Linked DNA regions of Homo sapiens: region 2 is linked to region 1. The links are chromatin contacts, found by Hi-C in ENCODE. All regions are on one chromosome and are shown on one strand. Each heading gives the region's core, a stretch centred on a gene start or an enhancer-like site at or near the end of the contact. The rest is flanking DNA. Distances are from core to core; before and after follow the strand shown.

Region 1 (5,684 bases), core at 1,879-4,378:
TGCTTTCCTTGTTTCCATAAAACTTACTACCTTCTACTATAGTATTTATTTACTTCATTAGAACATAAGCTCCATGAGAGCAGTGATTTGTTTTTTTCATTGCTGTATGATCAGAGCACAGAACAGTGCCTTACACATGGAGGCTGTGATATATTTCTTGAATGAATGGATTCATGAATGAATGTCTATCAGGCAGTTAGATGAACTTGTCTAGAGCTCAAAAATAGAATCTATGAATCTCCACAGAAATTCAAAGGTTCTATTTTTACCTATACACCAGTGACACAAATGGGTATCTCTAGGAGACTTCTGTGATTAGCCTAGGGAGAAAAATGTAGAGTGAAAAGACCTTGGACCAAATTTAGAGAAACCCCATCATTAATGGCCAGGTAGAGGAGGATGAGTCTGCAAAAGAAACCAGAAGGAGCAAATCAAGACAGAAAAAGAACCAGGAGAGTTTTTTGAGAAGAAAGCTGAATGCAGATGACAGTTCACGTAAGAGGACGACTGAAAATGTCCATTACATTGAGCGACATAGAGCCTGAGCTTACTGGTGACTTTACCAAGAAGCTACTCAGTCAACTTGCTGAGCCTTACCACACAAGAAGAAAGCCATAAACAAGACACATGGTTTGGGCTTTGTGGACCTACTAGCTTAGTGTGGAATACAGACATTACATTACATAATTACAAGTATGATGACTACCACTGAAAGAAGAACCAGTGTCCTATGGGAGCAAATAAGAGTGAATTAATCTGATCTGAGAGACTGAACAAAACTCATTAACCTATCATTTATTTTTATCATCTTAAAAGAAGGTCCGTCTTTAGTACTTTATTAATAGAAAAGGCTCAAATTAAGTTGGCTACATATAATTTACACTCCCATATGTTCTTCTATGGCTGCTATCTCCTAGAAGAAAATCTCAAGCTTTTAAGGTTTTTTATTTGAAAACACAAAATCTGTCTTTAACAACATTTTTTCAGCCTCGAAGAGTAAGAATGCAGCTGCAAAACAACATCTATCCATTCCCAATGTCCACTTTTTAAAAAGCTAGTACTTTATTCCATAGTAAAAGTGTTAAAACTGGTTAACAGTATGGCAAAACTGAGTGTGATAAAACAGAATTGGTTTGCCCATATTCTAGTTAAGCAGAAACCAAACATCTCCTATAACATAACCACATACATTAAAGTTGAATGTAAAATCACTAGCTGCTAAAGACCTACTGGATGATAAAGACCTACTCCCAACGATAAAGATGATAAAGACCTACTCCCAATAAGGTTTTATTTACTTCAGTGGAGATTTAAATATATAGGAATCACATTATACTCGCATACTTGGCAGAATTCTTTGAATAAATTCTTGGTTCAAAGTACAAAGGAAAAAATACATACATACATGACTCTGAATTTTAGAGACATACCCTTACAGGTTATAAAAATGTAATCTGAAATTCAAAAAAAGGATAATTATTTTAAGCAAAGAGGTCCAGGGGAAAAAAGAACATAGTCTAGGAGTTCTTCCTAAAGATAATGAGAATTGATTATGAGAAAGGGTACAGTGTTGGGGAATTTCTGGGTACTTATAAATGAACACTCTTGGAGCCCTAAATAGTACTACCAGTCTCCTAGTTATTAAGTACCGCTGTCATCTTACACACGTCACCTTCTAAATATATGCCGTCTTTCCCTTTAAACACTATTGGACCTCTTCTTCCCTATCTCCAAAACAATATATCCTAGTTCAAACTTTTTCACCTTACCCCACCAAAGCCCTGAGTTTGAGGTCGGAGAGCTTTGGGTTCTAATCCCAAATCCGCCACTACTCACAGTAACAGCTAAGAGACCTTGGCCAAGCTGCTGAACCTGTCTGGCCTCATTTTCAAAATAAAGAGAATACCTCCCACAATTGCCCTTTTCCAGGTCTCTGCCCAGTACCTTTCCAATTCCCTTCCAATCACCGTCCCATTTAAGCCTACCCGTCTCGGCTCAAAGACCACTTTCTTCGAAAAGTCTGACAAGCTTTTCATCTTCCAAATGCCTTAATAATGCCTAACCACATTTTTTTCTCTTACAATTCACTTGGCAGGAAACCATGCACCGTCTTGTGATCTTCCATGCACTGCTGACTCAAACTAATTGGATTGTTTTTGTTTTTAACTTTAGGTAGGCCCCCTGAGGACACCGGCTGCATCTCATTTCTTTAAAAAACATTTCCTGAGAGCTTACCCTGGGCCAAGCACTGGGGGTGCAAAGGTTGACACAAGGGCCCTTACTCTCATAATCCAGTGGGAAGTTCACAATCCAGTGGGGAAGACAGACAAAAGTGATTACAGATGAGTGTTAAGTAACGATACAGCATTAAGCACACGTTACTAAGGGCAGGTAGTGGAAGATGCCTGTCCCTGGGGGTCCTGCCCCTGTAGTCTATCTTGGAAGTTTAATGACACAGGCGGGAAAGGGAAAGGAAGGAAAGAGAAGCAGCAAAAAGGAAAGTGAGAGAAAGCACTCCAGCCATGGCACAGTGGCTTACAGAAAAGAGATAATCTGTAAACAGTATCTAAGTTAACTGTGAATCTCAATTGTCTACATTAGTATGGGAGCCTGGAAAAAGCAATGGGCAATTACGACTGAAAAATCACTAGTAGCTGATAATGAAAAACACTAAATAATTTCCCTCTAGCAGAAGACTTACCTTACTAACTTGCTCTGTTTAAACTTGGGGCGAGGAATGGGGAGGTGTGTTGTGGGGATGGAGGGCTGGCTGAGCGGCGGGACACAAGGCCCCAAAGCGAGGGTGGTGGACCAGTGACCGCCCGATAGAAAGAGGAAGACTAACGGGGGAGGCTGGGGGCAGGTGGCGCTGCCCGTGCATCTACAGCCGGGGCTGGCGACGGGGGAGCCACCCACTGGGCCCTATTTGGGCCCGGCGACACCTCCACTTGGGCAATACTGGGGTAACCGAGGGGAGGATGTTTCCCGAGCTGTAGAAAACCAGGACGTAAAATTGAAATCCACCTGAGCCATGCAGGAAGATCAGAGAGGCGCTATGCCTCCCTGCCGGCGACACGATACAGCGCTGCAGAACCGACCCCGACGCAGCCGCCATCGCTGATGCCACTGCCAGTCATGCGGTTCCGCCCCTGCGTTGCCGCGCGGGGCCGCGCACGCAAATACGCAGGCACGCGCGGGAGCACGCCCGGGAGCGCGCATGCGCAGCGCTGCTGGCCCGCTCTCTGAGGAGCTTTCAATACTTTGGGGTCAAGTTTGAGGCAGTTGTAACTGTACTGAGTTTAGTTTTGCTAATAATGGTATTCTACGTGTGTCAGCCTCGTGTGGACTTCTGTAATGACTAATGGATATGTTTATATCCTGAGCATTTGCTGTAGGAATTTTAAATGCAATCCCAAAACTCAAGATTACCTTATTTGGAGAAATATTCGTGTTACTATGTTTAAAATTTAATAGAACCATATTTTACCTTTCACTTTGGGACTCGCACAGGATGTTTGCAGCTCTTGATATACAGGGTAAGCGAAGCATATAATAATAAGTTCTCTTCGTGTCTCTTATTTTTAATAAATAGTTTACAAAGCAAATCTAATTTAATGAGATTCTGCTTTATATACCCATTAGAATGGCTCTTATCAAAAAAACAGAAAATAAGTATTAGTAAAGATGTGTAGAAATTAGAAACCTTGTGCATAGCTGATCAGAATGTAAAATGATGTTGCGGCAATAGAAATAATTTGGTGGCTCCTCAACAAGTTAAACATTGACTTAGCATAGGTACTAGCAGTTCCACTTCTAGGTATATACCCAAAAGAGATGAAAGCAGGGACTCAAACAAATACTTGTACTTCAGTGTTCTGTAGCAGCATTATTCACAAGTACCAAAAAGTGGAAACAACTCAAATGTTCATCTACAGATGGAGAGATAAACCAAATGTGCTATGTACATATTGGAATGGAATATTATTCAGCCTGTAAAAAGAATGTGATTCGGATACATGCTACAACATGGATGAACCTTGAAAACATTATGCCGAGTGAAGCCAGACACAAAAGGACAAATAATTGTATGATTCCACTTACATGAGATATCTAGAATTGGCAAATGCATAGGGACAGAAAGTGAAATTAGAGGTTACCAGGGACTAAGGGAAGAGGGAGTTGGGAGGTTGTTGTTTAATGAGTACAAGAGTTTCTGCTTAGATAGTGAAACATTTTTAAAAATGGACAGTGATGATGGTTGTACAACAGTGTTAATAACTGCCAGTGAACTATACACCTAGTAAATTTTATGTGTATTTTACCATAATTTTAAAAATACTAAGAAATGGAATTATTTCCTGTATAAAGTCCAAAACATAGGTATCTTTTAATACTGAAGGCAGTGGCCCCAGCAGGTTGCTCTTGCCTCATGTAAAATTCAACAAAATAACCCAGTAAAAGCTTAAGTACCATTAAACACTGGCCTTCCATTCATTGTAGTCTGCATTACATTTTAGCAATTACAACTTACCTTTTATTTGTTCCAGGTAATCACCCTACTTACAGGTAAGTAAACTGTTTACTATCAACATTAGTTGCCAAAATCAGCTCTAAGCTATCATGGTGTTATATTAATAACAATACCATCAACAAGAATGGTCCTACATGCCATTAGTTAACCAAATCAAAAAGAAATTCTGAGTCATTTCTCCAAAGCCCATAGATCTGCAGCAGAGAGTTGTATAAGTGAAGTCCCTGAGGAGGACAAACTAGGGTAGGCTGAGCTCTGATAGCCAATTCTTAAAAGAAAAACCTCTGTCTTTTGACCTGCCTTCCCCGTATGAGTTCTAGATAACCTTCCCTAGCCAGGTGAGAAGAGGGCAGTGCTACTAGGAAAGACCACTTGGAGATATACAGGGAAGGCTTTAAGTTCTACTCTTAGAACTCCATTTACTACCTGAAAATCTTACTGTACACCACCCCACGCTTTTGAGACAGCAAAAAATCAGAATATAATTATTTAAGAGTAATGATTATTAATAATAATAAGCAACTAATATTCATGGGATTCAGTAGGTGCCAAAAACTGTCATAAATTAATTCCAATAAAACTCAGTACTATTACTATCTGCTTTTGTCAATGAGGCTCAAAGAGGTAAGGAACCTGGCTCAAAGTCATAGTGCCAGTCAATTGTAGAACCTGGATTCACATGCTGGGCTTGACTCCAGAGCATAGGTTCTTAACTATTACCCACATTTACACATGAGTGCACAGAAATGAAGCAAGGGCATGTCGCAACTCTTATTTCAAAAACAAAAGTCTGGAATTTGTATTGTGGCCCTTTAGAGTCTCTATTTATTAGGTGTTCCTGTGCTTCTTTAGTTTTTCCCAAGTCTACTGCTATTAGTTCCTGATTTGTTCTTCCAACTATTCTACCAGTTTAAACAGGTAGATAAGCAGGTGGTAAATACCAGAAGCAACCTTCTGTATTCTGAATTTCACTGAGAACTCCAGCCTTCCCAGATTCATTATTAGAATGAGCCAGATTCTTCCACACTTAACCAAAGTGCTATTTTATTTCCAGTGATTTAAATGCTTAGCTATTGTTGCTATTCCTTTCATCTGTATTTGTTTATAGGACAAGCAAAGGTTTTAGATTACCTATATTTAGAGATCCCATCTG
Region 2 (5,684 bases), core at 1,004-3,503, 1.0 Mb before region 1:
TTTTATAGTTAGTAGCAGAATAGAAAAAAAAAGAAAAAATCCTTAGTAACTAGTAATATAGTGATGTTTACTTTCTTTTTGTGTTTCAAAATTGCTGAAGCACTATGTGTCTTGCTTTAAAAGTATAGATGAATATTTTATTTCTATGGCTTAGGCAGAAAGCTGCTGAGAATTACAGAGAATGTGCTGACAGCCCTTAGATTACACTGGATCTTACTGGTACCACTAAAATGTGTAAATATCTGTGAAAGTTAGCAAAATGACAGTAACAACATAAATTGCAAATGATGGACTTATCGTACTAAAGTTGAAAGCTTTGAAAAACCACTCCTGGCTACTTCAGTGACTACGTAAGTACTACAATAGCTGAAAAACCAAAAAACACTGGCCACTGTGTTTACCCAGTAATTACCAGTCCCTATAATGCCAGCTATAGTTGAAAGACTGATTTAATTACTACAATTTTATTGTCTGCCTGCATTGTGTGCTTAAAATCAAAAGAAAGAAAATTTTTAAAGTATATGCTCTATCCCATATTGCGTTGTTTAGAAAGAATTCCTTTCCATAATGCACATTAGTGGCTTCTGTATTTTTGTAGATTAAGAAAACTTTTTTACTGGTCTTAATTCAAAAAAAATTCTTGAAGTTTAGGCCATACTAAAATATAATTATAGATTCCCTCCCCTCAACAACTAGGATTATGTTTTATAGGTGCATTCATTCATTCATTCATTTTTGCCTTTATAAAAGCAAGTTTTATTGTTATTTACCATAGTAGTGTCAGAAAGAGGAACAGATTAGCTCAGTCCAACATGATTGGCAGCTGGCAAAATCTAGTGAAGCAGGTGTTCTGATTGCTTTAATTTGGGGGATTTAATTTGGTTGCTTTTAATACTTAGCCATCTAACACTTCAAACGTAATGCAGAATAAATATTTCATCTCCTTCCTTTTTACTTTAACACCACACCCACCTCACTTCAATATGGAAATATCTTCATTAAATATGATTTCCAAAAGAACAAGTTCCCTGGAGAATATAGCCATGAGGACAGTGCATAAAAAGAAAAACTCGAAATAAAACCCTGTATGATAATTTTCTATTCTAAGAAAACAAAAGTTTCCAGTATATGAAGAAATAAACCCAGTCTCAGATGCACTAATATGTCTGTGAGAAGCGGTTGTGGTATAATAACTGAAAACTGCCAGCTATTTTCAAGATACTCAAGTGGTAATGGTGCACCTAGCCCAGCAGCAGCCCTCAGAAGAAGCCAGGGTGCTCTCTCCACGTAGGCCAGTGTGTTAGTCCATTTTCATGCTGCTGATAAAGACATACCTGAGACTGGGCAATTTACAAAAGAAAGAGGTTTATTGGACTTACACTTCCACGTGGCTGGGGAGGCCTCACAATCATGGTGGAAGGTGAAAGCCATGTCTCACATGGCGACAGACAAGAGAAGAGAGCTTGTGCAGGGAAACTCCCCTTTTTAAAACCATCGGAACTTGTGAGACTCATTCACTATCAGAACAGGGCAGGAGAGACCCACCTCCATAATTCAGTTACCTCCCACCGGCTTCTTCCCACAACACGTGGGAATTGTGGGAATTACAATTCAAAATGAAATTTGAGTGGGGACACAGCCAAACCATATCAGCCAGGTACAAAAAATCCATCTTCAGCTTTTGCCTCCTAAAGCTGTCCCATGGTTGGGCTGCACTGTCTTATCCACAAACGGGACAGAGGCCTTTTCAGCAGCAAGCTGGATCCTACTCGTGATGATGCACATGGACTGAGCCACTGGAATACCAGGTGGCACCAAGGACTTCTACTTATCAGGGTCAGCGGTCTGAGAGCCTGGACTTTTTCATAATTGCTGGAACTGGCTGGGCTATTTTGTGCGGATCTTCGGGGACTCCACTCACCTGCGTTCCAGGAGCGAGACTCTCTGAACACCCACTTCACAGTGGCAGGGAAGGGACGGGCTGGCTCTCAGAGCCATGGAGCTTAGCGCAGCCACCACAACGACGATGATGGGGGAGACTGCAGGCAAATTCAGTGTCAACTTTAGTAACAGGGTGGGGGAGGCAAGTTTTGGTGGAAAACCCAAGGTCCCTGGTGGAGCACCTTTAAGCAGTGAGGTGCTTTTTTTGTTTTACATTTCAGGCGTGGCTTGGGAAATTACCTTGTCAAATGATATTATTTTTGGATCACTAGCTTCAAAGGGGCAGTGTTAGAGACTGTGGGCCCCATTATTGGGGAAGTTTTCCAAAACGCTAATTAGTAGGCAAATGCCCTTATGACACAAAACAAAATGATGAGCTTGCATCTTGTCAGCCACTGAATGTGTGCTGATGCTCTATTAGGCTTCCCAGAGCATTGTTGTTTACAGCCCTATTTCTTGCCTGAGCTTTCTGGAACTGGCGCTGGAAATCATATTTTGTTGTAAAACCTAATACTAGCTCATTGTGATCCAGCCTAGAGAGGGCATTTCCTAATCTCCACTATACCAATATTTTCATCAAGTTATTTGTGCTTAGACTTGAGACTTCCCTGAAAAATCTGGCACTGGAGTCACTTCAGATGGACTCACACTCTTTATTCTTGGTTTGTATTTCTGCAGCCCTTCTGGAGCAATACTGTGGCAGTGTTGTACAGGATACATTAAAGCAGAGAGAGAGAGATATGAGAACATCGAGGGTCTAGTCTTTCTCATGGATTCTGACCCACAGGCCATTTCCTCATTCTTCCTCAGACCCCTGATTTTAGAAGTGAAGGACCAGAGTTCCTCTGTAAATTGTCCAGGGACTGTGTGAATGTATGTTGCTTTAAATGTATTATCTATAGTATTGGCATGGTTAGTGAAAATCCACTTATTCTTTTTAGAGCTTGATTTCTTTTCTGGAAAAGGAGGAATTTCACTCAAATGATCCCTGTAGTTCCTTCTGTTTCTGTTAAGATTGAATCATCCTGTCAGTTGGCTTCAAGAGGATTATGACATGTGTAAGAAGGAGATTGTTGATCTGTACAGACAAGCAGTTCTAGGATCTTTGCTTACATTGTCTTGCACTTAGTACTACAGTTTCTTAATTTGTAGATTTATTAAAAGAAATTTGATTTACCTGAGGATTTCTCCCATCCACACCTCCAGCAGTTTTCTGTTTTGAATTTGCTTCATAATATGGTAAAATTTACTCTGGCTGGGGGCAAAATATTATAGCTAAGCTTAAAACAATACATTTTTACCTCTTTATAATTTTAAGGATATTATTTGGTTTGGGTTATTGTCATTAGAGGCTTTTTGTCCTTGTATTGAATCTGATATGTTGAATACTGTGCCTTAGTCACAAAGAAGTTACTTTAGAATTACATGTGACCAGGAGCTTGCAGTTGGAATAGGTATACAGCTGCTCCCCCGTGTGGTTGTGGATCCAAAGAGCTTGTGGAGCTTGTATTAAGAGCACAACACCATTGCATTTTGTGACAAGTTAGCATCGTTCTTTTTTTTTTTTAAATTATACTTTAAGTTCTAGGGTACATGTGCACAACGTGCAGGTTTGTTACATATGTATACATGTGCCATTTTGGTGTGCTGCACCCATTAACTCGTCATTTACATTAGATATATCTCCTAATGCTATCCCTCCCCTGACTCCACACCCCACGACAGGCCCTGGTGTGTGATGTTCCCCACCCTGTGTCCAAGTGTTCTCATTGTTCAATTCCCATCTATGAGTGAGAATGTGCAGTGTTTGGTTTTCTGTCCTTGCGATAGTTTGCTCAGAATGATGTGACAAGTTAGCATCATTCTTGAGAAGCACAACTAAAAGTTTAGATCTAGAATTTTATGGCACTTCAAACTCTAATGATGATATAATAATATTATCGTATTTTCTAACCTATTTTTATAATATGTAATGCTCAGTTGTACATATCCAACTTTACCATGGCAAACTGGGAGGATATATTTTTAGTACCACAGTAACAGAGAAAGTTGGAGAAGTAGAAAGGACATAGAAAATAAACTGCAGTAAAGAATGATGGAAGATTTTGGCTTTTTGCTTCTTTATTCCCCCGTCTTCAGTGGATGAAACCGGAATAAAAATCCACATCAAGTTTTATTCTCAAGTTTCATGTAAATAAAAATGTACATGTATAAGATGGCTAAGCAGGTTAGGGATATCATAATTGATTATGGAATCATTTTTCTGAATTTGCTTCCAAGCAAGTGACATCTATTTCCAATGCTTTTGTCATGGGTAGTCCTTTTGGGACAAAATTCATGTTTGCTTCTGAGATCACTTATAGTCCATTTGTTGGGGTAGCAGCAGCTTGATCATAATCTGACACCGAGTTTTAGGCCCAACTAAGAAGACTATGATACAGTGGTATTCTGTTCTTATATCTCTTTAACTTGTACTTACCATGAATATGTCAGCCAGAATCTTGAACTATTAAATCTTAGTATTACTTAAGAAAAAACATTACTAAGGACTGAATATACTAGCTTTAGGTTGATTGTTCATTGTTATACAGTTTCAGGTGTAAGAATAGATAATATATTATTTAAGAGATAGGGAATGCTGTTATTTACTCCTATATTCTATTAGTGGACTGTGCTACATGTGGAGGTGAAAAATAATATAAGCCATAGGCTTTGCCAACAGAGGGCGTCTCATCTAGTGTGGGAGAAATGCAGTCACAGAATAAACAGGTAGCAGGGAGTAGTAAGACTTTTAATTGCAGTAAGTTTGAAAGAAGGTTAGGAGTCAGGATAGGATGGGTTTGCCAGAGGAACTGGAACTTCTGATGGAAAAACAGAAAGGAGAGGGAAAGTATTTTTAAAGGAGTTCTTGAAGAAATACCTCAAGAATACTCTGGCTCACATATTCAAATACAGTGGTCATCTTGTAGCTGTAAATCGACTCAAAGAACTACAGAAAGATTAGGCCGGAATAAAGTGACAATACAGTAGTTCTTTTGGAGAAAAGGGTTTTCACTGAATATGAGATTAGAGTCAAATCTCAAGTAAAGACAAGCTTCCAAAGAGCTAGTACAGCTACCCACAGAGATGAGCAGGGTGATAGAGTGGAAAGACCACCTGAATTAGGAATTAGGAAGCCTAGATTTTAGTTTGGGCTCTGACACTAATTCTATGGCTGGAGCACATCCCTTAACCTCTCCGAGACTCCATTTTCTTTATTATAAAATTAGAATTTGGACCAGTTGGCCTCTAAATGTCTTCCATCTTTGACTCTTTGTCTTTTCTGTGCACATAAACATCAGATCTAATCCTTGTTAGTGGCATTATTTTGAAAACATGGGACAGAAACATAGGAACAATATTCTTTATTGAAAAAAAAAAGAAAAGCAACTTTTATAATATTTTTAGGATTTACTGATTAAACATAGTTTTGGAAGTGTGATAAGAGGAAGGAATCTATTTGTATAGATGCTCAATTATTAAAACAAATTTTTTTGAGAACATGCCCAAATAAGGGCTGTATTCCTTTCCTGAAGCATTATATTGATTCTTTTTTATTGCATTGAGATGGAGATTTTAGGATAAGAGTCAGAGACCAATCAAAGAGTTTTGGACCCTCCTAATTTCTTATCAAAAGCAATGCCTAAATAATATTCCTATATAAGCTGTCCTCTTCTAAGCTCCTACCTGAAAGTGGATCTCTA

The links. A loop is a pair of places that touch in the nucleus more often than their neighbours do. Pooled maps may share reads with other maps.
Region 2: a pooled map shows a loop between it and region 1 (4-fold over the local background). The contact joins the enhancer-like site here to the promoter of LYPLAL1 in region 1. A Hi-C loop is called at or near these places in 2 of 37 single-sample maps with no recorded cell type and 3 of 50 pooled maps.

What each region holds. Positions count from the first base shown.
Region 1 is chr1:219,171,322-219,177,005 of GRCh38, reverse strand. It overlaps LYPLAL1 (lysophospholipase like 1), which reads right to left and starts at 3,128. Exons shown (of 5, transcript NM_138794.5): 1 at 3,025-3,128. The coding sequence starts at 3,115. LYPLAL1-DT (LYPLAL1 divergent transcript) reads left to right here and starts at 3,218. Exons shown (of 5, transcript NR_038845.1): 1 at 3,218-3,536. RefSeq lists enhancers at 2,838-3,167, 3,248-3,297.
Region 2 is chr1:220,216,565-220,222,248 of GRCh38, reverse strand. All of the region lies in intron 2 of RAB3GAP2 (RAB3 GTPase activating non-catalytic protein subunit 2), which reads left to right. Among named protein-coding and RNA genes, the nearest start is that of SNORA36B, 19 kb to the right of the region's middle. RefSeq lists enhancers at 1,669-1,738, 2,099-2,148 and a silencer at 2,299-2,378. Within about 2 kb of position 2,253, at least 2 of the 41 ENCODE cell types and tissues checked have a DNase peak (open chromatin) inside an H3K27ac peak, as active enhancers do.